Regions from separate parts of the Mus musculus genome. Here region 1 is linked to region 2. The links are chromatin loops, found by intact Hi-C in ENCODE. Cell type or tissue: left cerebral cortex. All regions are shown on one strand. Each heading gives the region's core, and the rest is flanking DNA. Links, peaks and the distances in the headings are about the cores only.

Region 1 (2,816 bases), core at 138-2,637, 150 kb after region 2:
TCATTTACAATCACTTCAGTAAAACTGCACCCATGGATTTGTTTTTGTTGTTGTTGTTGTTTGTTTGTTTTGTTTTGTTTTTGTTTTTGTTTTTTGGATTTTGGTTTTAACTTCACTTCTCTGTATTCCATCTCCAATGCATTCAGATCAATTTAGTACCATTAAAGTTCAGTATTTCATAGCAGGAGTCTATGCTAAGATAGCAACAGAATTTGGAGAAACAGAGTAGAGGGCAAATCAAAATTAAAATTTATACAGTACACGAAGTACTGTGATAAATATAAGTTCTAACAGAATGACTATATGTTTGCTGACAAAGTTGACTATCCACAAGTAGAGGGAGTTTCAGGAAACCCAGATCATGTCAGCCTGCCTTTTTAGAAAATTTTGTTTTGTTTTGTTTTGTTTTGTTTTGTTTTGTTTTGATTTTAAATCTCTTTGGAAGACCTAGAGTATATTATGTAAGCAATTGTAATTACTTATCATAAGCTGAAATAAAAATTTTGAATGGTTAATGGAACAACAAATTAAAAGAGATGATTGCCAGCTACAGACCAGTTCTCTGTCCCATGAAGTGACATATTATCTTCTGTTATCCTTTTCATACTTTAGCTCTTCTGTTTGTGTCTTTTGGGGGGGTGCAGCAAAGTTTTTTTATGTTATTTAAGAGAGTATGTCTCTCTAGGCCCTTCCATTATTATGGTGATCTGGGATGGAAACTTTGAGAGAGATGCTCAGTGTTGGGAGCCAAGTTGGGACAGGGATTCCTTAGCAACTGAGGTCCTCTCTCTTGTTCTCAACGTTCTTGCTGGGTTTGGTGGTCGAGGGTTTCTTACTCTTTGGATGCCATATAGGCCATGATGTCTACCACCCTGTTGATGTAACCATATTCATTGTCATATCTGGAAATAAGCCTTACAAAGATGTCCTTGAGAGAAATGCCAGACACAGCATCAAAAGTGGGAATGATAATTACTATTTAAGTTATAGGAGACAGCCCGATTCTCAGTGTAACCCAGGATGCAAATTTAATGGGCCCACAGATGCTTGCTGCACCACCTTCTTGATGTCATTATACTTGGCAGGTTTCTCCAGACGGCATGACAGATTCATGATGGATACATTAGCAGTAGGAAAACAGAAGGCTATGCCAGGGAGCTTCCCCTTCATGTGTCATATGAACTTGCCCACAGACTTGTCAGCACCAATGGATGTTCTGGGCAGTCCCATGGCCATCATACCACAGCCTTCCAGAGGGGCCAGCCATAGTCTTCTGTGTGGCAGTGATGTCATGATCTGTGGTCATGAGTCCTTTCAAAATGCCAAAGTTGTCATGGATGACCTTGGCCAAGAGTGCTAAGTAGTTGGTGGTCTAGGAAATATTACTAAAAATCTTGAGTGAGTCATCATACTTCTTGTGCATCACAAACATAGGGGCATCAGAAGAAATAACAGTGATGATGATCCTTTTGGCCACACCCTTCAAGTGGGCCCTGGCCTTCTCCATGGTGGTAAAGATGCCAGTAGACTCCACAACATACTAAGTATCAGCATTACCCCATTTGATGCTAGCGGGATCTCATTCCTGGAAGATGGTGCCGGGCTTTCCCATTGATGATAAGCTTCCTATTCTCAGCCTTGACTGTGCCATTAAGTTTGACACAGGTAGAGTCATATTGGAACACATAGACCATATATTTGAAGCCAGTGAAGGGGTCATTGATTTCAACAATCTCCACTTTTCCAGATAAGAAGGTGCCAATATGGCCAAATTCATTCACTCTGACTTTCACCACTGTGTATAAGGAGATATGGCTGTCTCTGGAACAGGGAGGAGCAGAGAACCCAGTTCATGTGCTAACATGAACTAGTATAGTAGTATACTTTTTCACCTGGCAAGGCTTATACAATGTAAATGCGGGAAGACAAAAGGATATACCTTTTATTCCTCTGTAATTTGAATGTGTTTCTTGGAGAGTGACATGATAGGGTGGTTTTCTTTTCTTTGTTGGGGGGGATACACTGAGAAGATAATAGAGTTAATGTAATGGTGGGCACATTTAACAAGCAGGGACTACAAACACATAAATAGGTTATTGTATGGCATTGCCATTTCAGATTATATATATTTTTAAATCATAGAGTTAGTTCTTATAAGAGCATGTTGTTACAAGCAGAGCAAAACTGAGTCATTCTACTCTTAGGCTTCCTATTTCAAATGTTGTCTGTCTGTCTTCGATGCACTTTCATACTGTGCCATAGGCAACAGTTCCAAACAGAACCACCTGTGGATGAACTCTCAGCACCCAAAACTTTGAGTAAAAACCTCATTGTTTTTAGATATTCAGCCTAAAGAATTTTGCAAAAATAGTAGAAAACAGACTAATAAAACCTCCATTTCTTCTTTTCAGTTCCTCTGAAATAGCTACATCCTGCAAGGTTTACACAATGCAGACATGGGAAGAAGAAAGAAACCAGGGTATACATTTTATTCCTCTGTTATTTGAATGTGTTTCTAAGAGAGTGACATGAGAGGTTTTTTGTTTTGGGTTTTTTTTTTTCAATAGATTGAATATGTCTCTTTTCTTTTTAATTATCAAGAACATTGTTTTCTCCCTTTTCTTTCAGAATATATAGTCAGTTCCCTACGTTGTTAGGTTCTTAAGTCCCTCACTATTCTTGTTTAATTTCTCAGTCTTTCCATCGATGTATTAAACCAACTCCTGGATTTAAACAATTTGTTAAAGGGTTGTTTTTAATTTCTATCAGCCTTTTAGAGCCTCATAGTGTACAATGCACATGCATACATATATGTA
Region 2 (2,816 bases), core at 126-2,625:
CCACTGAAACCTGGTAGCCATATACAAAGTCTAATAGCTGACTAACAATTTAGACGGTGTTTCTGAACTCTAAGCCATGCTAAGTGTTGTGGTTATAGCATAGTATGTAAGGCACACAATGGACACTGTGACAGGGTCTCAGAAGCTAAGTCCTAGCAGATTTCACTGCTTTAGTAGTCCTTTATCTTCTGGCATGCATGCACTTTACCAGTTGCTTTCAGTACATCATATCCAATTCGCTTAATTCCATCAATATTGACGGCCAGTGTGACATTCTATGCTATGAAATAATCACTGCTTTGGAACTGTTGTTATTAGATAACAAATAATTGTTTGCTATGGGGGCATTTCCTATGCATTGCCTCATGTTAAGACATGTCACTGTACCCTACTCTAGAAAGAAACTGCAGAAGAGTCTTTCCATTCTCTAGTAGCTGTAATAAAAATATTTGCATGCATGACTAATTGTCTACAACAGTGTTACAGCAAAGATCATGAGAATTTACATAATACTGAGATAGTATGCTGGTCAATGGGCAGATCCCTAAAGACCCAAGTTTAATCACAAGAAGCGATGAAGTAGGAGAGAAATGACTTCTGCAAACTATTCTCGGGCCTCCACATGCTTGCAATGCTGTGCGCACACACATGCCCATACCACCTGTCATGGTTTGTATATTCTTGGACCAGGGAGTGGCACCATTCGTAGGTATGGCCTTGTTGGAATAGGTGTGACCTGGTTGGAGTAGGTGTGTCACTGTGGGTATGGGCTTAAGACCCTCATCCTAGTTGCCTGGAAGTCAGTCTTTCACTAGCAGCCTTTGGATGAAGATGTAGAACTCTTAGCTCTGCCTGTGTCATGCCTGCCTGGATACTGCCATGCTCCCACCTTGATGATAATGGACTGAACCTCTGAACCTATAAGCCAGCCTCAAGTAAATGTTGTTCTTTATAAGAGTTGCCTTAGTCATGGTGTCTGTTCACAGCAGTAAAACCCTAAGACACCACCACACACTCAAAATAAATAATAAAATAGAGCATAAGTTTTTAGGAACAAAAGACTTTGTCTTAAATACGTAATAATGTTGTGATTGTATGGCCCTACAGAACAGCAAACCTTCCCTGTCTTTGTAAGTAACAAAGAACTGTATCCCATGTGTAAGAGAACACCAAAGTATTAAAGAACAGATACCAAATCTGGAGTTGGAGCTGCAACAAGTACCACCTCCTGCTAGTGCTTGCAATGACTGACAGTTGTTCTTGAGTGAATTTGCACTGGACAAACACGTATCAATGAGGAATAATATTTTAGTAATCACTCCTAAGTCCTCCAGACCTTTGATGACATTGTGGAGTTATCCACTCTCCAGGATATATAGCCTGAATGTACAAAGCCTGAATATTTCTACTCCCTTGCTAGCAGTTTCAATATAAATAAATAAATAAATAGGTGATATCTGAACTCCCTGGCATGGGTTAGGGAGACTACACATAGTCTACAATCCTACTCTGCCTTCACCACCGATAATGACTCTGGGCCAATAAACCCACTTATGCTTTTGATGTAATAAAATGTTAAGAACTTGTGTTATATTTGAAATGTAAATAAATAAAATAGCCTATAAAAATGTATGGTTAAAAAAGAATTTGTGTTATACAAAAGATTCAGATTTGTCTTTTTCGTGAGAGTTACAGTTTTCTTCAGCTTAGATCCTCAGTGCACCCCTTGAAACCCACTTGGGAAAGGGGGCCAGTTTCACTTCTGAAGGTGGACGTTATTTTGAATCTTAGATCAGAGCGGGCAGTGAGAGAACATTTCAAACAATGAGCATTCATTAGATCTTCTGTGAATTTATTGTTGCAAAAGCAAAATTTACTCTAAAAATACATTTTAAAGTAAGACTTAATAGCAACGGCCTTCTGTGTTAGTTCTATTAATTAGACTTTATAAGGCCATGTACACCTTAACCCCTTTAACCCCTGAGAAACAGCCATTATGACTTCTGCATGGCTGAAAGACTGACCCAAAAATAATGGAAATGATGCAAAATAAAAGCCTAATAATTCATAAAATTGGATGACCTGAATATTATAAAAGTGTGTTAAGAGCTGATAGAAATGCAAAATGGTGAGAATGTCAAAATGAGCAGAGAGACAAAAAATGTAATTATATAAACTATCCCAATACATGACAAATATAGCAATAAACAAGACCAGTCTCTTTCTCGGCCCAGTAAACTCACCTTCTAGCAAAGGCAAGGTTAGACTTTAGCAAAGGGAACACTCCAGAGCTTTTCTCCATTGGGAATTCAGTACTGCCAAAGTCCAAACACCCGCAGCCACAAAGGCCTGAGAATACAAACAATTACCCCATTCCATCGCCTGCACTGCTTTTCTAAGTAGGAGTTGATGGAAACACAACATGCCCATTTCTTTAATATGTTACGAGGCCTGCTTTCTTGGGGCAACCACAGTGTTAAGCAACTGTAACAGACTGAATAGAACTAAGGCTGAAACTATTTATTACCTTGAAGTTTATAGACAACATTGGCTGACACCTCACCTCTTACACTACAGGATGGCTGTTCACTGTGTCTCTTTGTCTCCCCAGTGCTGGTAAGTGTTCCTATAGGTAGGAAAAGTAACTTTGTTTTGATGTTTATTATAAGACAATTAAAAGAAACAGAATGGACAGGAATAAGATTAATCTCTGTGGAGCAAAAAAAAAAAAAAAAAAAACTTCAGCAAATACGAGTCCATGTTCCATCTTGCTGTGTGTTGATTTTGAAAACGGATCTAAAGTATCGCATTATTCA

What was found. Peaks named below come from ENCODE experiments on the same cell type or tissue, not always from the same donor. Only the 100,000 strongest peaks of a DNase experiment are listed, where the experiment ranks them.
Region 1: a loop joins it to region 2, with 4 times the contacts of the local background. A loop is called at or near these places in 26 of 42 quality-filtered maps.

Annotation. Positions count from the first base shown.
Region 1 is chr1:97,000,988-97,003,803 of GRCm38, forward strand. It overlaps the pseudogene Gm9499. Among named protein-coding and RNA genes, the nearest start is that of Slco6b1, 4.8 kb to the left of the region's middle. In left cerebral cortex, for the core only: no CTCF peak of the experiment used is centred there; no DNase peak of the experiment used is centred there.
Region 2 is chr1:96,851,388-96,854,203 of GRCm38, forward strand. All of the region lies in intron 2 of Slco4c1 (solute carrier organic anion transporter family, member 4C1), which reads right to left. Among named protein-coding and RNA genes, the nearest start is that of Panct2, 18 kb to the right of the region's middle. In left cerebral cortex, for the core only: no CTCF peak of the experiment used is centred there; no DNase peak of the experiment used is centred there.